Regions from separate parts of the Mus musculus genome. Here regions 1, 2, 4 and 5 are each linked to region 3. The links are chromatin loops, found by intact Hi-C in ENCODE. Cell type or tissue: left cerebral cortex. All regions are shown on one strand.

Evidence for each region. A loop is a pair of places that touch in the nucleus more often than their neighbours do. Peaks named below come from ENCODE experiments on the same cell type or tissue, not always from the same donor. Only the 100,000 strongest peaks of a DNase experiment are listed, where the experiment ranks them.
Region 1: a loop joins it to region 3, with 3 times the contacts of the local background. A loop is called at or near these places in 11 of 42 quality-filtered maps.
Region 2: it touches region 3 in a loop (2.2-fold over the local background); 24 of 42 quality-filtered maps call a loop at or near these places.
Region 4: it touches region 3 in a loop (4-fold over the local background); 11 of 42 quality-filtered maps call a loop at or near these places.
Region 5: a loop joins it to region 3, with 3 times the contacts of the local background. A loop is called at or near these places in 4 of 42 quality-filtered maps.

What each region holds. Positions count from the first base shown.
Region 1 is chr8:122,773,282-122,778,281 of GRCm38, reverse strand. Acsf3 (acyl-CoA synthetase family member 3) reads right to left here and starts at 2,796. Exons shown (of 10, transcript NM_144932.4): 1 at 2,692-2,796. Gm39271 (a long non-coding RNA gene) reads left to right here and starts at 2,834. Exons shown (of 3, transcript XR_879309.2): 1 at 2,834-2,998; 2 at 3,949-5,000. In left cerebral cortex, no CTCF peak of the experiment used is centred here; DNase peaks (open chromatin) are centred at 404, 2,561 and 2,853; H3K4me3 peaks cover 1,505 bases; H3K27ac peaks cover 857 bases.
Region 2 is chr8:122,828,376-122,833,375 of GRCm38, reverse strand. Gm35466 (a long non-coding RNA gene) reads right to left here. Exons shown (of 3, transcript XR_388150.3): 1 at 4,193-5,000. Among named protein-coding and RNA genes, the nearest start is that of Gm35466, 7.5 kb to the right of the region's middle. In left cerebral cortex, a CTCF peak has its summit at 2,767 (motif pointing right); DNase peaks (open chromatin) are centred at 2,771 and 3,804.
Region 3 is chr8:122,675,732-122,680,731 of GRCm38, reverse strand. It overlaps Cbfa2t3 (CBFA2/RUNX1 translocation partner 3), which reads left to right and starts at 2,557. Exons shown (of 12, transcript NM_001109873.1): 1 at 2,557-2,870. In left cerebral cortex, a CTCF peak has its summit at 1,939 (motif pointing left); DNase peaks (open chromatin) are centred at 2,969, 3,517, 4,482, 4,870 and 2 more places; H3K4me3 peaks cover 3,363 bases; H3K27ac peaks cover 3,135 bases.
Region 4 is chr8:122,766,800-122,771,799 of GRCm38, reverse strand. It overlaps Gm39271 (a long non-coding RNA gene), which reads left to right. Exons shown (of 3, transcript XR_879309.2): 3 at 1,074-1,405. Among named protein-coding and RNA genes, the nearest start is that of Gm39271, 6.1 kb to the left of the region's middle. In left cerebral cortex, no CTCF peak of the experiment used is centred here; a DNase peak (open chromatin) is centred at 2,305; H3K27ac peaks cover 891 bases.
Region 5 is chr8:122,747,178-122,752,177 of GRCm38, reverse strand. C230057M02Rik (a long non-coding RNA gene) reads left to right here. Exons shown (of 4, transcript XR_001778694.1): 1 at 1-64. Among named protein-coding and RNA genes, the nearest start is that of C230057M02Rik, 3.0 kb to the left of the region's middle. In left cerebral cortex, no CTCF peak of the experiment used is centred here; DNase peaks (open chromatin) are centred at 2,597, 3,736, 4,161, 4,538 and 2 more places; H3K4me3 peaks cover 2,812 bases; H3K27ac peaks cover 3,198 bases.

The sequences.
Region 1 (5,000 bases), 98 kb before region 3:
GCTGCTCTCGCTTCTATCCAGGTGCTCAGGTCAAGATAGCAGGAGAACTCCACCTCACTTTTCTGTGCAGAAGTTAGCTTGTGGCTGCTTGCAGGCTCTAAGCACATGGGGTCTGCATGAGGCAGTGAGGGCCCCACAGCTGCTCTCAGCTCTGCTCCACAGGGGCTCAGAGGTCCCAGGCTGTTCACACTCTGGATTTCTACTTCTATAAAGACACCAAAAAAAAAAAAATGCAGGCGACAGCAGGGCTAGGCAAGAGAAGCCAAGAACTTGACAGCCATGTGGGCTTCCAGAAGTCAGCAAGCACGGAGTAAATCGGGGTGCTTTAATTCTCACGCCAACAACTTCTCTATTTGTTTCACAGTCAGAGATGCCAAAAGCAAGAGAAAGACGCGCTGGGTGGTATTTCTGAGTTACAGACTTGGGACCAGATTCCTGTGGGTTAGAGTGTGAGATGTCCCAGGATGCTCTGGGGGAAGAGTGGATCAACAGGAAGGATATAACATCTGTCATTCATCTATTTTCTCTGCACAAGGGAACAGAAAATAGAGAAACTCACACAGAAAGACCTGCTGTGTGAGAGACACCAGAAGCATCTAACATGATGCTACACTACAGCCTCCAAATGGCACAACTCTCCTTCTGAAGCACCCAGAGAGCCCAGCACTCAGGAGGTACTGCCTGTTGCCTAGCACCCAGATGTGGAAACTCATCAGCATCAGGAAGCTGCACAAAGGAACCCCGGAGACCAGGTTACTGATGAAGAATTGCCTGGAGAGATGATGGCACACAGGAACAAGGGCATGGGAGAGCCCTCCTGATACAGGCCTCTAGTCCTAGGGAGGGCAAGAGCTTGGATCATGAGAAAGAAGCCCTCTTAGCAGTAGCACAAATACGTGCAAACCTTCCCCCCTTGTTGCATTAACACTACGACCTTAGGGACACAAAAGTTGTGCATACAGTACGCTCACACAAGTGATCATGGCATTAACTGACACTAGCCAATGGTCCTTTGAAAAGCATAAGTAGATCAGAGACACTCAAACACACTTGTGTAATAGAGCGCTGGCCTCCACCAATCTATCTGGCACCCTCCTTTGGACACCTCCGTACCCCATGAGGTGGTAGGGCTGAGTCAACCTGGCTAACCAGGCATAAGCAACACAGTAGGGTGGTCACAAGATTTGGAGCAGGCAGAGTTGATGCAGCTCCAGGACCTCTGGGGTAGAGTCCTGAGCCCTGAACGTTGGTAGCCATGGACAGACACTGGGCATCAGGAGGTATCAAGCCAGGCTCCTTGTGGAATAGACTCAGTTACAGTTACCCATGGGGCCCTCATTCTGTGAGGAGACACCCACACCAGCAAGAACAGTGGCCCCCATGAGGAGGACACACTGACCCTGGGGTGACAGGTCAGAGAGGGTGGTAGAGGAAAGAGCAAACTGATTCCTGTGTGGACAGCTGTACTCATGCTGGGGTGGCACTGCTGTGCCATCGTCAGTTCTTATAAGTTCTACCATGTCCCCTCTGAGGCACTGTCTTACTCTCTCATATATGGAAATGGGACCAGTGCAGGCCTCCAAAGCCACTTTGGTCTTTGTACTGGCTGGATTTGTGTCAATTTAACACAAGCCTGATTTATCACAGAAAAAGGAGCCTCCCTTAAGGAAGTGCCTCCATGAGATCCAGCTGCAAGGCCTTTTCTCAATTAGTGATCAAGGGTTGGAGGACCCATTGTGGGTGGTGCCATTCCTGGGCTGGTACTCTTGGGTTCTATAAGAAAGCAGGCTGAGCAAGCCAGGGGAAGCAAGCCAGTAAGGAATGTCCCTCCATGGCCTCTGCGTCAGCTCCTGCTTTCTGACCTGTTTGAGTTCCAGTCCTGACTTCCTTTGGTGATGAACAGCAACATGGAAGTGTAAGCTGAATAAACCCTTTCTTCCCCAACTTGCTTCTAGGTCATAATGTTTGTGCAGGAATAGAAACCCCAACTAAGAAAGTCTTCAAGCATGAGCCTGGCCCAATCATTAAACATCTGTCAGCATTGAGCTAACTCCCAGCTCGTCCAACCAGAGCCAGTTCTTTAGGGCAAAACACTGTCTATTCAGGGCATCTGGCTGTGCATGGTTCCCTGACCCACTTCATGTCCAGGGATGTCATCAGAAAGGTATGTCTACATCCGTCTGGAGACAAGGGCAGCAGGGACACCGGTTTTACAATAATCACGTTGGCCTTGAAAACGCTTAGCGCATTTCCGATTTCAGGACTCCCTCTCGGGACAGCCTATGGCTTAGATGTGCTCCTACAGCAGTATCTGGAGGCTCTCACGGGTCTTAGTGGTCAGCCACAGGCAAGTTCCCTCCCTTCCAGGATGAGAATCAACACACTTCTCTTTTAGAGAAATTCCCGGACCCGCTTCCAAATCCAGAAGCCCTTCCTCGCATGCACGCTGGTCCCGTCCCTGACGCCCTAGTCGGCTCTCGGGACCCATCCGAGCCAGGACCCTGGCGACCTGCATCCCACACGGTGCTCGGCGCAAACAAATCGGGGAGGGGTTTCGTGTGACGTCATCCCGGGTCCTTACAGAAGTGTCCCTCACGCTGTGACAGACACCTGCCCGACAGGTCCCACGGCCCCCGGGTCAGCTCCAGCTCACCTCGACACCCCCTTTCTTGTAGTCTGCTGCGCGCTCACCTGGGGTCAGGCGGGGTTGGGGTGGGGGTGTCAGGGGTGGGGCACGGGAGTGCGAGGTTGTCCAGGTAGGTGAAGCGGGCCGGAATGAGTCCTACACCTAAAAGTGTCCGCAGGCGAAAAGTGTCCGTCGATCTAATACGTCCCGGGATGCAGCGCCTGAGAAATGCGTTCCGGGAACGAACGTTCCTGCTCATTCGCATACTCCATCTGCTCGCAAGTCTTGAGAGGGACTGGCAGAGAGTGGCCTTTAGGTGCCTGACATCTGTTACCAGATCTCTGGATCCATTGTCCTGATGGAACAAGTACTGTGAGTTGTTTGCATTGGGTCCTATTTAACTGTTGTTATTGAGACAGGGTCTCATGTAGCCCAAGCCAGCAATGTAGCTAAGGGTAACCTACCTCTACCTTTTGAGAGATGACTAATTATAGGCTTGCTTCGCCACATTCGGCTTACGTAGTGCCAAGGATGAAACCTGGGGCTTCACACATGCTAGACAAGCACCGCAACGACTTGGAGCTGTATTCTCAGCTCTCAACGATCATTTTAATAGGCATGATGGCTCCCGTGGCCAAAGGGACCACACAGCTGTGGTCACCATCTTCGCCAAATCAGGATGTAAATGGACTCCCTTGGCCCCTGAAGAGGGGTTCCTCGGCTTGCAGCTGGGGGGGTCTATATGCTAAACACACCTCTGTGACACAGACCAGGAACTGTGGCAGGATGGAGGCAAGGTCTCATTCTGTAGCACAGGATGGCATTAAACTCCTGGTAATCCCACTGCCTCAGCCTCCTGAGTATAGGGATTACAGATCTATGCCTCCACAGCCAGTTTTAGGGTAGGATACTAAATGCTTTCTGTACAGTAAAGATAAACCTTGAAACACTAAGGTCTGTTTGTCAGTGGCAGCAAAGCTATAGACAAAACTCCTCTCCCTGCAGCAGCTGGGGAAGTCTCACAGACCTCCATGTAGGTAAAACACGGATTCTTGACTTAGGCTTTCAGGAAGATTCATTATGAAGCACATTTGGAGTTAGCAAGACGTAGCTTTAATATAGTTTTAAGCATTACCATTGAGACATACTGGTGAGGGAACTGATTTAGGCGAAGGATGGTAGACGCCCTAGTACTGATGTGGGCTTCTGAGGAGAGCACTGGGTGTCTTTACAATAGCCATACACAAAATTCAGGAGGCTTCTGAAGTTATACAGTTTCTAACAAACTTTTTGTTTCCTTTTCTTTTCCCTTTTTTGGCAAGTGAGATCAAAGAGAGGAAGAGGCAGAGAATCAACGTGAATCAAAATGTCTAACATTGGGATTTACACCACAGACCCTAGGACTTCTATGCTTAAATGTCTACACCCAAAGCATAGTCCTAAACATGGCCAGAATGGAGACAGATTCTGTGACCCCTGGGCCTTGGAAATCATCAAGAGTCTGGATTTGGGTTTGGAGTGCTCAGTTGTTAGCATAACCCCCAGGATTATGCCTAAACAAGACATGTTAATCACAGTATTTAGAATGTGGAAGCAAAAGGATTAGAAATTCAGGGTTATCTGACTACATAGAGAGTTTGAGGTCAGCTTGGGATACATAAGATTGTCTCAAAAACAAACAAACAAACAAACAAAACCACAAAACCATCAAGAGAAGAGATAGAGTGGCTGGAGAGATGGCTCAGTGGTATTCCCCTCCCAGGGGGTCTGAATTTGATTCTAAGCACTTATACCAAGCAATTCACAAATGCCTGTAACTCAAGCTCCATGGGCGATCCGGCTTCTGTGGTCTCTCTGTCTCTGTCTCTGTCTCTGTCTCTGTCTCTGTCTCTCTCTCTCTCTCTCTCTCTCTCTCTCTCTCACACACACACACACACACACACACAAATAACAAGAGGCCCACAGGGTCCAGTCCCATCCAGCCCCTGAGCTTCTGATTGACATTTCAGTGACCACAGCATGGGTTGTCTGGAATGACCAGATATTTGAGGTTATCCAGATAGTCACTAACAGAAGAGATGTGGACTAACCAGCCAGGAAAAACAAATGCAGAAAGCAGGCATATCCATGTGAGGAAAACTCCAGCACGACCCCCATTACTGTCCTCAGCTGAGTTACAGATGTCCTGAAGGACCAAGATGCTCTAGCAGAGAGTTCCCCAAAGGCCTGAGGACTAGGAAGAGTGGTGGCTAAGCAGGATCCTCCACAGAAGGGCTGGAAACAAGGGGGAGGGGTGTGTCTGGACAAACAGCCGAGGTGGAAATCGAGGGGGAAGAGATTGGCTGGGTCTGCTGGGAAGTCTGGTGGGCAGGAT
Region 2 (5,000 bases), 150 kb before region 3:
ACAGGGGCGTTCCTTTCAACAGAAATCTCTCTCCAGATGTATGAGAGAATCTTCATCCTGTTCTTCAGTCTGGCTCAGTTTTGCTGTTAGATAACACTGCTGCCTTAGCTTGGTGGCCTCTATAATGTTTCATAAAAAGGCTTAAAGACACAATTTTATGATTATGTTTTTTTTAAACCTGGCAACGCTATTTCTTTTTTGCAAAACGTGTGCACCATGTGGCTGGAGATATGGCTCAGCAATTAAGAGCAATCATTGCTCCCGCAGTGGACCTGTATTCAGTTCCAAACACCCACTCCAGTACCAAGGGACCTGACACCGTTTTCTGACCTGCACGGGCTCCTGCATGCATGCGGTAGACATACGTGCCCTCAGATGCACACACACACACATGAACCTTTTCAAAGAACACTGAATGATGACCTAAGCTGAGATGGCAAGAATACCAGGGCAGGACACTCCCTCAGTCGTATTCTACCGTGACCGTGTCTCATCTCAGTGACAGGAGCACACCCTCACGGTCTGATGTGGTTGGCTAATTCATACTCGACACAAAGGGGAGGGGTGTAAAAGCAAGTCAAGTCTGTAGAGAACTTCTAAGAGACGGGCAAACAGGCATGCGCACAGATCGAATGATGGTAGGGTTTAATGGAGTTCTGGCCCTTAGCAGGCTAGCCACCTCTGATCGACAGGGGGAAAGAAGTCCCTAACAATTCCACTGTCTTTATTATACATTCTGGCTGCTGTCCTCCAACCCCATCAGACTCATCCAGCATTCTGAAGTCTGTAGTAGAAGCAAGCTATTGCTCTAAGTGACCGGGGATTGTTTAATTCTGATGACCCTTTGGGCCCCTAGGGCAACGAGTTGCTATTCTAGCTCTTAAACGTGGCTTAAAGTGAGCCTGTCTTCCTAGGGGTGGTCCACAACCAGGTGACTGACCTCTATCCACTAGAACGTTAGCTCCCCATTCAGGCCAGAAATCCTACTCTCTTGACCTTTTTCTCTTTGTAGGCCCTCACTGCTTCTGCAGTACTTATTACCCCCTCTAAAGAGGTGACCCTGGAATCACTTAGGAACCAGATCATTTAGGAACCTCCAAACACTTCTGCCATCTCTGGCCTCTGGCAAGAATGAGGCTGTCAAGAGATCCGAGGACACCTCTGGCAGAGAGATAAACTGGTTACTTTTCTTTGGAGTCTTTTTTTTTTTTTCTCCCCCAAGACAGAGTTTCTCTGGATAGTCTTGCGCTGTTCTGGAACTCACTCTGTAGACCAGGCTGGCCTTGAACTCACAGAGATCCACCCGCTTTTGCCTCCTGAGTGCTGGTACTAAAGGCATGTGCCAGCATTGCCCATTCTTTGGAGTTTTTTCATCACCCCTACTCCTGTCAAGAACTGCCAGAAGGAATTGAGGGAACGCCCACTCTGGCTTCTTCCAGCCGACCAGAGGGCACCAGGTGCAGAAACACCTCTGCAGTGGGCCAACCTCAACCTTAAAATACTCTATCCATTGATTTTATCTGAATGGGTGTTTTGCCTGCATGCCTGTGGCTGGCCTTTAGAGTGACAAGCCCAGCACCTGCATTCAGACCCATCAATAGCCGTGGGGTGGCTGGCATCAAAGTGGAGTCCCTCCACGGTGGCATCTGAAGACTCTCTCCCCATCAGCCTGGCCCTGGTAGGGCCACCTTTCTAGGGCTTGGCCTGTTGGTATCCTGCTTCTGTGATTGGTTCCTGCCTCTTTGGTGCCATGCTGGCTCCTGTGGCAACCCCAGGTGTGTGCCCCCTAGGAATACCGTGTGACCCTCCCTGTCCTGGGCTCCGAGGTCCACAGTGGCTTCCCAGGCAGGCAGTGAGAAGGGTCAGCAGTTTCAGTCCAGGTGAGCTAGGACGAGTCTGGGCAGTTAGACACTGTGCTCTGCCACATGTGTCTCCCTTGGGGAGAACCCAGTTTTATCTCCTTTATGCTCTACACCACAGACAAATCTCACTCGAGTTATTCCCCTATAAATCTTCTATATAAGTCCATGTTCCTGTAAAGGGGGGAGGTATGGGGACAAGCATGGGAAGGGCGGGAGGAAGGAAAGGAAGAACAGAATAGCCACGAGGGCCATCCTGGAGAAGGCCAGCCTGGGCTACACAGTGAGACCTTGTCTCATCCCTTCCCCAATATAATTAACCAATTAATTAAAAATGCACTGGGTCTGAAGGGGTCGTATAGGAAGCTACTCAAGAGGCAGAGACAGGAGGATTACTAGCCTGGGCAACTTAGATACTGTGTCAAATTAAACTAACAAAGGGCTGGGGCCTTGTCAGTGGTAGAGAAGACTAGCCCAGTGCACATGAGACCCTGGGTTCACCAGCAGGAAAAAAAAGTGTGGAACATTTCAGATCTACACACAGAGAGGCTGGGTGGAACAGGCAGGAACCAGTAGACTGGCTGCTGCTACCCCTGCAGGCTCCTGTGTCCCCGAGGGCTGCCAGTCCCAGTGCCACAGGGGCTAGGACAGGTTGCTGGGATGTTGGCTTCGGAGCTCCAAACCTCTGGCTTTGCGTATAATCACCGTCTCCCCAGCTCTGGTACCGGCTGAATAAGCCCTCCCACCAGATGGGGCACCTATGCAGTCAGAGCCCAGCCTTGAGCTTGCTTGGCTTCCCGTGTGCCCTAGCTGGGGCCAGAAAAGTCCACAAATTATAACTGGCTTCTTCACTCAGTATCTGCTCAGGAGACAGCCTCAACTCAGAGGTTCCTGCCATGCCCACTAGCAGCAGCAGGGGGCAGTGTGGCTCCAGGGACACAGTAGAGGAAGTATCTGGTCCTGTGGCTTCCCCTGTCATTAGACCAGGGCTGAGCGGTTGGGGATGGGCTCTTTCATGTGCTGTCTCCACCTGAGTCACACTTGCCCCCCTAAGTTTCAGGCACGGAGGCCCCACATCTGCCCTGTGGCCCTTGCTTATGGATCTGCCTAACCTGATCTTCCTGCTCCATCAGCTCCAGTCCAGAGTCTTTCTTCTGACACAGGTAACCTGGCCGTGTAGGTCAGTCCCCTGTCTTACTGTGATCTAACTGTAATGTGGCAGGGTGTGTGTGTGTGTGTGTGTGTGTGTGTGTGTGAGAGAGAGAGAGAGAGAGAGAGAGAGGGAGAGAGAGAGAGAGAGAGAAAGAGAGAGAGAGAGAGAGAGAGAGAGAGAGAGAGAGAGAATGAGAGATCTGGAAGCCAGTACAGGCAAGCAAACAAACCATGAGCCAGGTCAGAGGTGTCTGGTGAGCAGGGTTAGCCTCCAAAGAGACACAGGTTTTTGTTTTGTTTTGTTGGGGTGGCGGGGGTGGCACACTTTCCCTGTGTAGCCCTGGCTGTCCTGGAATGCTCTCTGTAGACCAGGTTGGCCTCAAATTCACAGAGATCCTCCTGCCTCTGCTTCTGGGTGGTTGGACTAAAGGTGTGTGCCACTACCACTTGGCTAAGGGACATAGTTTTGTTTGTTTGTTTGTTTGTTTGTTTTTCGAGACAGGGTTCCTCTGTGTAGCCCTGGCTGTCCTGGAACTCACTCTGTAGACCAGGCTGGCCTCCAACTCAGAAATCCACCTGCCTCTGCCTCCCAAGTGCTGAGACTAAAGGTGTGCACTACCACTGCCCCTCGGGACATAGTTTTATGGTGTTTTTCCTTTGGACCTCCAGGCTGTGTTTCATGGGAAAGTGATCACCAGGAGAGGCGGCTGCCTCTTCATCTCCACCCCTTCCAGCTGTGGCCTGTGGGAGCTGAGCTTGGGTGAGAAACCAGGTCAGCCTCCCTGGGGACAGGTGAGTCATCTTAGACCAGATCCAGAAAGGCAGATGGGAGGTGGGTGGCTTCTTCCCAGCAAGCAGAGCCAGGGGCTGTGAGTCTGGCCCTTAGCAGAGGGGGCCTGCCTCACTTCACAAAAGCCCCTCCCCAGCGAACTACAGGTCTCACTGATGCACAGCTGTGTAGTGGTGGGGCCATTTCAACTTGGAGTGCCTGCCCACTATCCTCACTCCAGGGCCTTCCCTCCCTTATAGCCACTCTGTCCTTCATCCCCTCAGTCTCATGCTGGGGTCAAGGAAGAGAGGGAGAGGACAGGGGTGCAGAGGGCAGGGGTGCAGGGGTGCAGAGGGCAGGGTTGCAGAGGGCAGGGGTGCAGAAGGCAGGGGTGCAGAAGGCAGGTACTTACCCACACCCCTTGGTTTAGCCGGAATTGGTTCTGGTGACTTCCTGGGAGAAGACAGGGTGAGCTGAGAGCCTTGAGTCAGGTTCAGTGGGGCAAGAATAGGACCTAGAGCTGGGGATACCATGGGGTGCACAGTGGCTGAGCTGCTGCTCCCGTGGTTTCCAATCTAGTTAGTGTGTTGGCCATGACAAGGGCCGTGTCCACAGGCAACTGGATCTCATGGGGGCTGCACGGTCAAGGGCTGGAGGCAGCTGGAGCACTGACAGGGGACCTGGGGCAGAGGGTGTCCTGGGGTGGTTATGTTTTCTTAACAGAAGGATTTATTCGGGGCTTAGAGTTTAAGAGGGATAGGAGTCCATCAACAAACATGGCAGGGAGCAGGGCACCAGGCAGGGCACTGGAGCAGCAGCTGGGAGCTTGGTATCCTGAGTCTCTAATGCCAGGATGTTGGAAATGAACTCTGTTCCACAGTGGCCTCTGTAAGTGTCCGCTGCTGTCAGGAAAGTTCAGCGTTGGCTTCCCCTGGGGTGGCCAGGGCACGGCTGGGGTTGAGGGAGGAGAGAACTTGTCTTCTAAAGTAAGAGCTGGGTGGAAAGGCTGGGGGTTAGGCACGGCCCCTTCCTCTGTTTTCCTGCGCTTTCCAGTCCAGTCGCTCTGAGAGTAAAGAACGGGCGGGGGGAGGGGAAGGTGAGGAGCCGAGCTAGAGAGCCCTGTTCCCACTCCATTCTGTACTAGGACTGTTCTCTTCCAGTCAATACCAAGAGGGTTGGTGACAAATTTGGGAGTGAAGAATCTGAAACAGCCAAATAAA
Region 3 (5,000 bases):
GTGAGAAAAGGAGGTGCTGCCCTTCTGGGGGGTGAGGATAGCAGAAACAACCCAGGTGTAGCTGGAAGTGTTAGACATTGAGATTGCTTTCTTTAGAGAAAGGGGCTTCTGTTCTAAGAAGAGCCCCCAGCTGCAAGTCTGGTGTCAGCTCTGTACTGTGAGCTCTGTACTGTCAGCTCGGGCAGGCACAGCCCCTCTCACAGCCTCGTGGGAAGCAGGGACCAGATAAAGGTAGAGAGCTGACTTCACTGGGGAAAGCCACACTGCCATAAGCAAGAGAAAGTGGCTCCTTTGAATTGAATCAAGCCCAGGTCTCTATAGACAATAAAGAGCTTCAGGCGGCACCTGATTTCCTGAGCGGCTGCTGCCTCTAAGGTGTCCACGTGATCCCTGGTGCTTGGTGACTCTTTGTTGTTCTGAGAAGGCGTGTGTCTTGCAGATGGACTGGATACACAGTGTGGGTTGAGAGCTTCCATAAGGTAACATGAGAGTGTCGAAGAGCTGTGACCTGGACATTTCCACAGGGAACCAGCTCTTCATAAAGTAGCAGGGAGACCAAGTGGGTAACAAATGGGCTCTGGAAATGTCTTTCCAGCTGGTGGAAAAATGGAGGGACAACGGCTGTCAGGACTCGTTGTGACTATGCTGCAGTGGGGCCGGCCCACTCCATACAAAGCAGCCCTCAGGGCCCCCACCATCTCCTCCCTGTGCAGCAGCCATGGCTCTCTCTTGGGAGAGCTTCCTAGCTGAGAGGTTTACCTGTCACATTGAATTCTGTACCTCCAACAGAGGTTGTGAGCACCTTTCTTAAGTTCAAGCCACACACTGGCCACTTACCACAAAACAGACATGCCACCCAGCAGCACGAGGTGGGTAAACCTGCAGCTCAAGCTGAGGGTCCCACTCCTGCCTCAGGCTGAGCTCCCAGAGACTGGCTTACGAGGTCTGCTGAGAGGCCACTCTGCCGGGGCCACTCTTCACGACAGTATCTCTGAAGAGGACTGTCCTTTGCTTTCTCGGTGTACACAGCACACTAGCAGCCACACAGCTGGTGTCCATATGCCTGGGATAAAAAGTTTGCGGTCTCAAGCCACATAGCCAACTCTTCTAGATCCACATTCCTCTGTGAAATGGGCTCGGGACCCTCCACTCCTCTATAAGATTGATACATGTGGCCAGGGAGATCTGAAAATGTGGACAGTTTTATAGGTGTCAGACTAGGATTAGATAGCATCCTCCACAGAGGGAGATCCGGGAAACCAAGGAGCCCAGATCCCACCCCAGGAGGACCGTGCAGGAACGCTTTTTCAAGAAGGCAGAGGTGAACCCCTGAGAGGGACCCCAACTGGGGAAAACCAAGCCACTACAGCAAGCCTGGAAAGAAACGGAGGGTATTTTTACTTATTTATTTATTTAATTTTGGCACATTGCTAGATTTTTATCCTTCACATGCAGATGTATGCCTAATGAGATGAAAATCAAGCCCCCCCCACCCCCACCCCCCCGCTGATCTGAAGTTCTGGCCCCTTGTCTCTGCAGGCGGTGACCCTGGGTCTCTCCTTAGTCTCAAAGAAGCAAAGTGTGAGTGAGTGAAAAACTGGGAAGGGAAAGGAAGGAAGTGCAGCGAGTTTGCTCAAATGTACCAACCGGAGGAACGCCTGGGACTTGTCGCAAGGCGCCTCGAGGAAAAGTGGGTAAAGTGGGTGGGGAGCAGGCTCAGAGGAAGCAGAGAAAGTAGGACGCGGACAAGCAGAAGCAGCGGCTGGGGGCTTTTCCTCAGGTTGACATTAAAATGAATGATATGCAAACGAATGCAAAGCATATGCGAACGCCGGCCCCGATGGCAGTGGGGAGAGCGGGATCCTGAGCCCACTTGCCGCAGGTCGCCTGGCGCCTTGGGGACCAAGGCCGAGCGCGGCGGGTGGAGCGCGCCCCCTGCCGGCAGAACGCGCAGGTGGCCCGGGTACCCCGAAGGGCTTGCGAAGGGGGTGAGGGGGGGTGCGGCGGCCGAAGGAGGGGCGCCCGCCTCCCCGTCCCGGAGTAGACACCGCGGCTCCGGGAGCAGCGACGCCGTCGGGCTGCGACTGCTCCGAGGTGGGTGTGTGCGGTGCGCTCAGCTCGCCCGCCCTCCCGGGGCGCGGCCTGCGCGGGGCGGGGGCGCACAGCTAGGAGTCCGCCCCGCACCGGGTTGCCCCGCGCCGCACGCACTGGCTACGCGCTGGGACTCCTCGGCCCGTTCCCACTCCACGGCCCCGCTCTCCTGCATCCGTACGGGGGTCCCACGCGCGGCCTGGCGCTCCTGAGGTCCCTACGTCCTGAGTCGGACCCCATAGCCAAGTCCGCCGGGCGCGTCCCGGGGCCCCTCGGCCACCCGGGCGGTGGAGGCGGGAGCCGCTCTGGGCATTGGGCGGCGCCGGGCGCACGGAACCGGGCCTCTCTCCGGCGGCCGGCGCCCCGGGGCGGAGCGAGCGCGATGGGCGTCGGGCTGGAGGCAGGTGGCGCAGCGGCGGCGGGGCGCGGGAGGCGGGGGCGGAGCGCGCGGGGCGGGGGCCGCGGGACTCGGTGAGACGCGCGGGCGAGCGCGCGGCAGCAGAGCCGAAAGCACGGCGGCTGGACCCGGCGGCCGCCGAGGCCGAAACCACCCGGGCAGCGTGCGGGCTTTGTTCCCGCGCTGGGGGCCGAACGCACTCGGCATGGCCCAGGCGGTCGCCCCGCGCGCCCCGACCCCGCCGCGCGCCTGAGCCCCGCGCAGCGCGAGAAGACAGCGTACGGATCGCCCCCAAGTTATGGAGGTGGCGACCCAGTGAGAAGGAAAAGCCACTTCGGGAGCCGGGTTGCGAGAGAGCTACGGTCCCCTGGAGCTCCAGACCGTAAGTGCCGCCCCTGCCCTGTTCAACACCGCCGCTGTCACCCTACTTTGCCGGTTGCTGCCGTCCCGGGGGTCCTCGCTTTGCACCCCCTCTCCAGCCCCTCCACTTTACAAAGTTCGTGCCCACGGCAGGGTGGAGCCAACTCTGCCCACTCATTTGACTGAGTTGCAGCCACCCTAGGTGAGCAGACAGCTTGACCTGTCCAGAGTGTGTGTGGTTCATCTTTAGGTAGGAGCTGAGTCGGTGGGGGAGTATGGGCTCCCCAACCACCACCCACAAGCGCCCCCTGGGGTGCCGGGTCTCCTGACAAAGACTGGTAGCCTGAATGACAGGGCTCGGGACTGACTGGAGTAGCGGGAGGGCAACCTTCCTGGGAGATAGTGCTGGCAGGAGAGGGTCTGCTGCTTTCTCTAGCCCTTCCCCCTCTTATTTTGGTCCCTGGATCAGCCATTAGGGCCATGGAGCTGAGCATCCTTCCTGATGGTCGGGAGGGGATCCTGACCGCCCTCCCTGGGGTCCTGACAGCCAGGTGCAGGCACAGCCTCCGGCTCTGATCCTTCTCACAGGCTTTGGGAACGGTCCATCTGTGTGTAGGGCAGGCCCAGAGCCAGGCTGTGGGAACAGCGGGGAGGAGGTGTGAGGAGGTGTGAGCACCGCGGAGGGACAGATGGCTGGGAATTCAGCCGGAGTCGGGCTGACTAAGGTGGAGCAGAAGGCAGCCAGGCTGGCAGCTCCTGGCTTTGAGCCGCTGCCTTTCAACTCATGGCCCTGAACTTGGTGTGTTTGGGCTTCTTGACCACAGTGCTGGCTGGACCTACCCCCCTGCTCCATGAATAGAACTATCTGATCATGTGAGCTAAAGCTGACTTTCAGAGCCCAATTCCTCAAAATAACAGACGATCTCATGCTCCTGTTTGTAGGGTTGATCCCAGTAACTGTCACACCCGTCCCTCCTATCCTGAGGCCAGGATGTGGCTTCATTATGTCTGGCTGGGTGTGTGCTTCCTCCCGGCGCTCAGAAACAGGAGGTTCCCAGGCAGCCACTCAGAGGATGGGGCTGGCAGAAGACAAAGGGAGCGGTCACTTTGCCCTGGCATTGCCCTTGCAAGTTGCTGGAAGGTTTCAGAAACTTCTCAAGACTGGGACTCTCTCATCTCCCTAAGACCCCAGGGGCTGGTCTGAGAGAGTTCAGCCATACCCGGCCAGAATGCACTTGGCTCCTGGCCTGGGAAGAAGTAGGAAAGCCCTGTGAGAGATTTCTGGTCTTGTGCATGGAGGGATCCTGATGGGGGCTACACTGGGGTCATGATGTCACCCCACCTTGGTCCACTGAAGGGCGGAAGTCAGAAGATGTGGCTGTCCCCAGTTGGCACTGGGAGCCCACAGTTAGAGCACCAAGCTGAGAAAATGCCGCTATTTGGGACTGTTTTTTTTTTGGGGGGGGGGCACAACCACTCTTGTGCATTGAGAGGGAAAAGCAGAGAAAGGAGGAACCCTGCGAACAGAAGGAACAGATGTGGTGCTCGGTGCTGCCCGGGAGCTAGACAGACACGGGGAGGGAGAATATCACGTTAGGACTGATTTTCTGGCGGAATCCACCCTCCCGGGAGGTACTGTGATCTTGATGAGAGGGGAGAAAGGGAGGGCCATGTGTACCTGGCACACCACCATCTTTTGCTGTGTGCCAAGCCTGAGCTGGCATATGGAAGACACCCCTGGACAGTTCCTTGCAGGATGCTCTGGGGCTGCTGGGTGGTCCAAGCAGCTCTCAGGTCCTTGTCTGGCTCTTCCTCTGTTACCGGGTTATCCATGTAATTGAGTTACCACCTCCAGGAAATCTCTCTGATTGCGCTCCACATATACTCCTTTCTGCGTGACTGAAAGAAACTCGTTTTCCTTCCTACACGCAGATCTGGAAATGCTGGCAAGGCTGGGTCACTGGGCCACAAGATCTGAGCCAGTAGGTTTGCCCACCATGGAGAACCAGGCTTAGCTTCAGCCTCTTCTGATGCAGAAGACAGGAGGGTGTGTCGGGAGAGGTGTTTCCCACCACCTTCTGGAATGGTCTTCCCTCCCCCCTCCTGCACTGTAAGCGGGATGGGTTTGGGGGTGGGGGGGTTCTGATTCATT
Region 4 (5,000 bases), 91 kb before region 3:
AGTAAATTCCAGGCTGGCCTCAAACTCATTATATATCTGAAGGTAACGATGACCCTGAACTCCTTGCTCCTTCTGCCTCTGTTGCTCAAGGTCTGGGATGTCTTTCACACATAGTTTATGGGTGCTGGGGATTGAAACCAGGGCTTCCTGCAGGATAGGTAAGATCTTCACCAACTGAGCCATCTCCCTAACCCTAAAGGCTGTGAAGTTCTGAGGCAATGTGAACATATCAGAGGAGTAAGGTCTGGCTTCCATCTGGGAGGGGACATGGGAGGGGCAGGTGAGCTTCTCAGACCTTCAGCTCCTCATCTGTAGGAGAGAAGGCCATTTCCAGTATATATTATAAAAGTCAAATAAGGAATCCCAGGTAGGACACAGTGCCAGGAGAACAACAAGCATCAAACACATCAGACACCATTCTGTCACAAACCATCTTTATAATTTTATATCACAGAGCAGTGAGGGCTCAGATGATCTGGTTCAAGAATCAGGCTTTAAAAAAAAAAAAAAAAAAAAAAAGAGGACCATCATGCTTGACAAAAGGGATGGCAAGCACAAGGTCTCTGGGTCAAGTGGCGTGGAGACCAAGGTGCTTAGTGAGGCTGCCCGGAGGGTGCACAGGAAGGGAGGCTGTGAGTTTGTGGGGGTCAGAGGAGCATTCTAGAATTAGATGAATAATTAAGCGGAAGTCATCAGGTCTGCTGGAGAGCTCAGATCATCCTGAGACTATAGCCAGTGGCTGAGCCACACGACACTGCAGTGTTGTCCGTTCCTCGTGGCCAGATGGCTGTGGTCCACTGCTAATTCTCAGCATCTTGAGGGGATCCATCATGCTGTGGGCGGCTGGTCTAGGGAGACGGTGTCTACCAAGTGTGAGTTTGCTCACGCCATCAAACAACAGAGAATTTTGGTACTGGGTTTTGGCACAGGGCTCCTAAAACACTGTCAGTGTCCCGAGAAATGGGAACTCAGAGAAGACACCTGTTTGGGGTTTTTCTGTGGCTCTTGACTCATAGCCACCTCTTCAACAGGTCATAGAAATTTAAAGATTACAATTTCTCTTCTCCAAGCAGGTCACAGAAGCTCAAATCCCCAAGAAGTGCCTGGCCAGACAAGCCTGGTTGAGTATCCACCACCTGGCCACAGACATTAGCCTTTGCCCCTCACCCCCTCTGCCCAGTCACGTCCCCACATGTGCCCATGCACCGTCATGCTCAGACTGTGATGTCTACACAAGAGGCCAAGAGGAGAGGAGACGGAGCCTGTGGGCAACTGAGCACCCTAGAGGTTGGCATAACCAAACGGTTCAGTCAGAAGTTCCTGCATCGGGGCACTGCCAGCCCTTTCCCCATTTCCCCTGTCTGTCTGGCCTCCCTTTTAAATAAACTAGTAGACATTTCCTTGAGTTCTATGAGCTACTCAGCAAACTGACTGAAGTAACTAACTGGGACCTGGATTTAAAGCCAGTCAGGAGTACAAAGCATGACCCATTGCTTGCTGTGACCTCATTTGCTTTTGGTCCACAGCTCTCCCATTGAGCTGCTCTGACTAGATCCAAGGTTAGCCCACACAGACCACGTCTCCAACTTATCCTCTGGCCCTTTGGTCCAAGCCCACACCTTATCTGCATGGCCCCTCTGTCCATGTAAAACACCTCACCCAGTCTTCTCTGCCCGTGTCTACACTTCATCTACACACCCCCTCCGTCCACATCGTCTATGCTTCCTCTCCACAGCCCTGTTGTCTGGCCTTGGAGAAGGCTCTGGGCATGTCCTCAAAGTTCCAGAGACCCACAGAGGGCCTGACTCTACATTTGCTCCAGTAGATACACAGGGCATTTGTTGCGAGCACATGGCTGGCCGTTTTTGTAGTGTGAATAAACAAAGCTGGCCCACAGGGCCATGTAGTAGATAGGGAGCTGTGTGGGACTGTCATGAGATCAGAGACCCTGGCAGGGACATATCGAGACTCCAATCCTGCCAGAACTTCTTCCCATGAAGCCATGAATGCCAGGCCTCAAGGGGCAAAGATGTCCAAGTGCCACGAATATGGTTTCCCTGCAGCTGCCACCAGCTTGGCGTGGGCACTCCCGGGGACTGGCTCCCTCCACATGGCAAGGCAACACAGCTGCCAGCTTGGTGAAGCAGCTGCGAAAGGCGCCCCTGCCTGCCCCTTGAGGTGCCAGTTGGGAGGCAGCGACTCTCTTCTGCAGACTACCTGTGGCTGGGGATCTATTTCCTGGCGACTGAAAATTTGATTTGTTTCCAAATCCTCCATCCGCCTCCCACCTGTCACCACTCTCGCTGCGCTCCTCCTCCGCCTTCAGTCAGCGGCCCCACCCCCACCCCCAATCTCATCACAGCCCACGTGCTTCTCATCACCAGTGCCAGGCGACAGGCACCACCTACGCCATCTGAGCAGCCTTACCAACACCGGTGCCAAGCTGACGCAGATGTAGTACTGTCAGCGCCACGAGCCGAGGTCCAGGGGTCCCTACTCCAGAACTGACCTCCAGCGAGAGGAGTTCCTGTCTGAGGGCCCCTGAAACTGAGAGAGTTCAGAAATGAGGGCCAGGCTTCATACTGCCCCTGACGCCTGGATGGTAACCTTACCATAGGGCGAGGCTCTGCATGGACTGAGGGAACTGTACGCGAACCCGGAGATCCGATGAGGCTGAGGCCTCAACGGGAGCTCTAAGCAGACCACACACATGAACTCAATCCTTCAGCCTGAGGAAGAAGCTTAGAGGTTTACAATGATCACATTTCCCAGGCGCTTTCTTGTCTGAGTTGCTCTTTCTGGCCTCCTGAGCATCCCTGATTCTGCAGAGAGCCCCAGGGAAGAGACTTATCCATGCAGAGCATCTGGCCTGACCTGAATTTTATGTACTGGGATAAGGAGATGGGTGCTCCTTCGTTTTCCATGCCCCAGCTGTGTGGGAGGGAGGAAGGACTGGGATTTAGGTGGAGTGAGAAGAGACTGAGGAGGGACCCCCATGAAGGGGTTAGGCTTTGGAGACCTTATCTTCTGGGAAAAGTCACAAGTCAAGATGGTCTGGAACTCATTCCAAGAGGAGACTGGCTCCTGAGAGTGGTCTGACAGACCCAGGTCCCTGAGGCTGACACCCAGCTAAGGCCACTGGGCTGCTACAATGGGAAGAAGTACGGGACTGTAGGGGTGAAGAGAGCAAAGCCTTAAGAAGAAATAGGCCAGGCAGTGGTGGCTCACACCTGTAATCCCAGTACTTGGGAGGCAGAGGCAGGCAGATTTCTGAGTTTGAGGCCAGCCTGGTCTACAGAGTGAGTTCCAGGACAGCCAGGGCTACACAGAGAAACCCTGTTTCAAAAAACAAAACAAAACAAAACAAAACAAAACAAAACAAAACAAAAAACAAAAGGAGAAGGAGAAGGAGAAATAGCAAATGTTTAAAAATAAAATTATCGGGGGTGTCCAGCAGCTTGGGCACCCTACTGTAGGTGGCCAGGAAGTTAGGACAGGGGCCTTCAGGAGGAACCAAGCCTTTGATCTACTTGGCACAGAGGAAAGGGAGGACTAAGGGGACCGATGATGCTCCCTTAGTGCTGGGCCCACAGACCCCAAACTTATGGCTTCGGCATTCTGGAGTGTGCTTGGGCCAGTCTATAGTACAGAAGTCACTGGCTTGAGTGTGCCCTCTGTGCCTCAGTCTCCCTCCCTGCACTTCTCAGTGTCCTTCCCACATAGCGTGGCTTCCAAGACCCAACGGCACTTGACCAGGAGCCAATGTCCCTGGGAAGCCCACACTCAACAGTGTGGGTAGCCTGCAGACCCAGTGCTTTGTGCCTCACAATCAGCAAAGCTCAGGCCAGCAGGCCATGTCTTGGGCAGGGGAGGGTAATAGGAAGAGAAAAAGCTTTCAGGAAATATGGTCAAGGAACAAATAGCTAGGTAAGTCCCACATACACTGTGGCATTAATGCTAGATGAGATTAGACGGGCAAACTGTCACCATTCACTGTCTTCTCGCTTGGTGCCAACACTAAGCTGTGCGAGCAACACAAAACTCCCCCACTGGAACTACTCACACCCTGCCTGACATATCAACCTTCAGCATGACTATGGGTGTCCTGCTTTGTTCCCCATTGCTATGATAAAGGTTATGACCAAAACAGCATCGGAGAGGAAAGGGTTGGCTTCCCTTACACCTCTATGCTGAAGTGCATTGAGGAAAGTCAGAGCTGGAGCTCAAGGCAAGGCGAACCTGGAGGCAGAAACTGAAGCAGAGACGGTGGGGGTAGTGCTAGAGACGGTGGGGGGAGTGCTGCTGACTGGCTCGCTCCGTCTGCTTTTCTCACACAGCTGGGCCCACAAGCCCAAGGATGACACTGCAATGGACAGGGCCCTCCAACGTCAGTTATTAATCAGGAAAATGCCCTACAGGCATGTCCACAGGCTAATCTGATAGACATCAACCCCTCTTAAGAGGGCTTCCTGTTCCTCATTTGCTGAAGCCCCAGGGTTAGTCGTGTCACAGCAGGGGCTTTGCCGCGTGTGGATTTTGAGAGAATAAAAGCATTTGGTCCCTTGTATCCCCTGGATAACCCCAATGTCCTTACAGGGACGCCATACTGTCCTCTAAAATGAGCTTGGATGACAAGGACTTAAAGGGGCCTGTTGAAGCTTAGCCTTTACCCCGGGGGAAGGGCAATTTCTCTAATACTGAGCACAGAGCCTGAGGCACGGCCAGAGGTTCAGTCCAGGCCTGGCCGCTCCGGGCAGCACTCTGTGCACACTCTGTGCAAATGAATTATACCCATGGGGCAGCGCCGGCTTGCGTGCCCAGTGCCCAGGCTTTCTGCTGCATGTCTGTCAGCCCTCCTGGCCAGACATAGCCCTGCCAGGGATGGAGTACTGCCAGCAGTGTGTCTAGCCTTGTTGTGGTCCTGGGGACAAGGGTATGTGTGTCTGTGCACAGAGGGTCACATCACAGGGTCACCCAGTGTGTACCTGCATTCCTGGGAC
Region 5 (5,000 bases), 71 kb before region 3:
CAGCGATGCGGCACAGAGGGCAGCCTGGGAGCGGGCGGATGTAGCCAAGGCCAGCACGGAACAGGTAAGGATGGGGTGGGGCTCGCTAAAGTATAGGCAGCTGGTATCTGTGTTTGGGGTACCTGTGGGGGCCACGTCAGATATGGGTGCGGGTACTGTGTCAAGAAAGCTTTCCGAGGGCCAGTTCTGAGGGAGTCTGTCTGCCTAGTGTCCAGAGCATCTCTGGGTAACCTCTGGGCCCCTTAATATGTCTTGGTGCCCGCTGCTTGCTTATGTGTGCTTCGCTGGTATTCTAAAGATGTGGGGTGGGTTGGCCTGAGTGGACCATCTGGAATTGTGAATACAGCAGCCGCGTCCCATGGTGGTCCCGTGGCTGCATCATCTCCGCTGATGTCCGTCCTCCCAGGGATGGCCCTCTCTGCACTGATCACACCAGGTCCCCTGACCATGAAGGGACAGATCTGTTTCCTTTTTGAAGGTGGGTTAGGGTGGGCTGGGGCTGGGCTGGAAGGTCCTGGAGCATCCAGCACCGCACTCTCTCAGTTTTCTCAGAGCCCCCCATCCTTACCCACAGCCAGGCTTGGCACCTCGGTGCCTGTGTGCAGATCAATGGGACTGGAGCCAAATGCTGTCAAAGGGATCCGGGTGCCAGTGCCAAGGAGCCAGCTGCTGAGGGCACGGGTGGGGTGGGCTCTGGAGGGGAGGAGCGTGTGGCTGGGTATTTCCTAACAGCTCCAAGGACAAAGCTCACTCCCTTCCTAGTGGTCATAGGCTAGTCAAAGAGGGTGGGGCTGAGGGATGGGGACATTCCATCTGGTATGGCATGGGTGGTCCCAGGTGGCCAGTGTAGGGCAGGCAAAGCTATGGGCACTGTCCTTGTGCCCAGGTACCCTTCCTTAAGCGAGGTCCCAGGCAAACATAGAAATCCAATTTCTTCCTTTTCCCTCCCATCATTCCTTTCCTTTCTTCTCCATCTCTAGCAAAGGCTGGCAAGGGGCTCCGGGATCAATGCCTCAGGCTGGTGGGATAGCAAGAGGATCAGTACGGTTATATTGTCACTGGGGCCACTCTGTTCCAGTGTAATGCTCTAGGAAGTCACTTTAATCCCAGAAAGGTGTCTCTCTCGAGGTCTGGTCACTTGGGTAAGCAAAAACATTAGCTTTGGTGCTAGCTCCATGGTGCCCAGCTTCCTCCATGGTCAGGTTGGGCGAGGCTTTCTGACTGTGGAGAGTGTGGTTGGGAGAGCCAAGCAGAGCAGAGGAGCCTCCCCAGAAGCAATGGGGAGGGGCCTGGAGGTAAAGACATCAAGGAGCATGGTCCAGAAACTGAGAGGCACAGGGACCGGAACAGGCAGTTGGGAAGGAGGGAGAGAGAGAATTTCCAGGGAGGGTTCAGAGCCCAGCAAAGGCTAAGCTGTAGATATCCCATGGGCAGCCCAGTTGGAAAGGGCTACCAGGCATGCATACTGCTTAACCAACCAGAGACCTCTTCTTACAGCACTGGGAGGCACCACCACAGTGGCCTACAGCCTTTAGACAGACTCTGGCTAAAGCCTTGTGAGGAGCAAGCTTCCTTTAAAAATCCTGGGATGGGCTAGTCCCGTGTGGCTCTGCACAGGGCTAAGGATGAATAGATGAGTGCCCACAGGGCATTTGGAAAAGTTAAGGCAAGAAGGCACAGACCTGCCATGGTCACGGCGCACACACGGCCAGAGGGTTCATTGTCAGCTGGAAGCAAAGTGACAAACCTGTGTTCTCACTGGAAGGACTCAAAGGGACGCCCAGTCAGGCTTCCTGACTCCAAACTGCAGGCTTACCATGACCCATGCTGAGCCTGGAATTCTCAGAAGTAAACTTTGGGGCACTGGTGCTAACCCAGTCTGATCTAGCTCTGGGCCCAGTTGATGATAAGGACCTGTTTGGTTGATAGTGCTCTGGGTAGCACCTCTGGGGGCCAGGTGGATATAGTAGAATGGGCGGGAGTCATAAGGAGCTAGAACTGGCTGTGTAGACTTTATTCACTGAGTCCGGGTTCACTCAGCTAGGCAAGTTGTCATTGGTCTTATATCCGCTGGCAAGGGAACATGCTGGCCTGGTTTAGAATCCCTGGTCTGAGTACCCAGGGATCTTCAGGTGGTTCTAGCTGTCCACTGAGGCCCCATGGCCCTTACCCTACAGCCTTAGTCCACAACACAAGCATGCTTTTTAGAAGAGAGACCCTGGATACCGACTGGGCCTTCCCCTAGCTCCAGGCTGGTATAGGTAGCATGCCTGTCTGCCTTGCCATCTCTGCCTATGGAGAGTATTGGCTTGTCTCCAGTATGGAAGTTCCTGGGGATCCTCTCACCCAGAGTTGCTGTGGCCTGACCTGGAGGGTAGATATAGGGGGTTGAGTTCCCCATGCAGAACAAGTCTGTTGTTGATGCTACTAGAGATAAAAAGACAGCCGGGCTGGGGGGCCCTCTGGGTGCCGAAGAGCTGTGAAGCCACCTTCCCTTTTGTCCTGGGCTCCACAGTGCTGGAGGATCAGGGAGGCAGGCAGAGAGTTGGCATCCACCTGCCTCCCAGCTCCTTCCTCCCACTCTGCCTCCCAAATTTCACAGTGCCTGCTTTCTGCGCTGGCCCAGCTCCCTGGAGACTCCACCAGATGTTCCTGGGCCTCACGTTTGCTCCCTAATGAAATATTCATGCAGTTGGTCTGCCTCTTGACATGAAAACCTCCTGCAGCTTCCCCACCACTGGGAGCACCCCCTCTCCCTGCAGCTCTCTCCCCCAATGTTGACTGTGAGCAGGCACCTACTAGGAGTACCCCCCACGGGCTCTAAACTGAATCTATCTCTTGTCCTGAGCAGGGTCAGGGTGACAGGTCTCTTGTGAATTCATCTTTCACCCTACCCTGGGGACTACTCTGACCCCACACCTCCCCCTCCCAGGGCCCAGGGTCAGCACCTAAGCATATCATCATGGTCTTGGTTCTGAACGGCTGGAGAAGCCATTCTGCACGGGACAAGCTGGGGACAGACGCCCCAAGAAGCATCCCACTCTATCCTGCGAGTCCAGGGAGGATGGGCTGTACGTAGCTTCCATTGTCCCATACTAATAAGCGCCTGTGGCCCACCCATATTCCTCTGACCAGCCTGACTCCTGACATCCATCCACTAGCTCCTCTGAGATACATATACAGGCTCTGTAAATGGAGGCTGACCTTGCCAACGTGGAGCAGAAGGCCTGCTGTGCCTTCTATGTGTCATGCTCCCCTGCAGCCCTCAAAGGTCCTCAGGGAAGCATAGCTACTTCATTCAAAGGAGAGTTGTCCCACCTGGTCTGGAAATATGGTGAACAGAAAGCAGAAGAGACCACTACTAGCCATGTTTACAGTAGGCCACAGACTGGGGCTAGTTACTTCCTAGGGACCACGGGCCAACTATTGGCATAGGTGAGCAAGGCGCACATATCAGCCTTATCCTGGGGCAGGTTCCTGTGGTCAGTCTGTGACTCTTCTGTTAAAGTCAATGATCAGAGCAGATGGAGCTGTCCTTTGTCCCTCTACCTTTATGCTAAGCTGCTCTGTCAGACCCTAGACCTGGCTCCCTTCTAAATCCAGAACCTCAACTTGCAGGATTTGACCATACAGGAACTCTCTGCCTGGTGGAACTCTGGGTTGTCACTCTCGTGGTAAATAGGATACCTAGTTTACTCTATGCCCTGGATGTTGTGTTTTACAAAAAATAAAGGAAGCCAAGGAAGCCAGGGATATGTTTGGTAAAGGCGTGGTATGGTGTGGGGGGAAAAGCGTCCCTCTGCAGGCCCATGCGGAGGCATCCCTTTCCACTGAGGGACCAGCCACACGGTGGTATAGTATAGAATAGAGTTTATTAAGGACATGGGGAGGGAAGTTGAGGGGGTGGTAGAGACAGAGAAAGGCCAAGTGGGGGAGAGAGACAGAGAGAGAGACAGACAGAGAGAGAGAGAGAGAGAGAGAGAGAGAGAGAGAGAGAGAGAGAAGAGGAGTAAAGGCTGGCCATGAGCATGTGGTGAGAAAGTGGCAAGGGGAATGGGGAGAGAAGGGACAGAGGGGAAGAGAGTAGGAGAGAGAAGAGGGGACAAGCATCCCCTTTTATAGTGAGTCAGGCACACCAAGCTGTTGCCAAGTAACTGTGGAGCGGAGCCTAGAAGAAATGCTATACTGGGTACATCCAAAGAGCTCTGAGTCTGGCCTGCCTGGACTTCACACACCCCACTCACACCTCCCCTTGGCCTGAGTCTCCATATCCCTGGCCTTGCCCCTGGTACCTATGACATCTGAATGTCACCCACTTAACCCAACCTCACTAATGGCCCAAGACAGCTCACCAGTTACAGAGCTTATGGGGACCGTCCTTTTCACTGTTCCCACCCCCCCCAGGGTCGCTGTTGTTCTGCCTGCGGGGAAGCCCCTCAAGTGGGTCGGCAGCTCCAGGAACTACTTACCAAACATCATGCTTAGATTCTCACACAAAGTCAAGGCTCCGCCAGCTCTTGCTCCTTGAGGAGGAGACAGTGTGCCCACACATCATTCAGCATAGGGGGTGGGTGGCTTCCTGAGTGTCTACGCAGAGCCACGGAGGCGCTTCCGTGGCCTCTGACTTCAGTATCACTGGTTCTCTCTGGTTGTGTCCTTTGATAGGATTCTCCAATCGTGGTTCTGAGTGGGAAGAGATGGGTGGGACTGAGAGAGAAGCCCTGGGGAAGAGTTACATGCTATGATCATGGCCCACGATCGATTGATAGCCGTGGGTCAAATTTTCCTGTGTGTGTAATGATGACCCCAGTCATAAACTCAGGGGAGAGCCCTTGGCTCGGCGTCTGCCCCAGTCTCACCCTTCATAATGGTGGCTGGTGGTACTCAGGGTCATTCTGTCACTGACACTGACTGTAGGGTCACCTCTTTCACCTCTTTCCTGGGATCACTCTCATGGAGGGCTAGGAGATGCTCAAGGATACAGGAGTCACTGGTCTGGC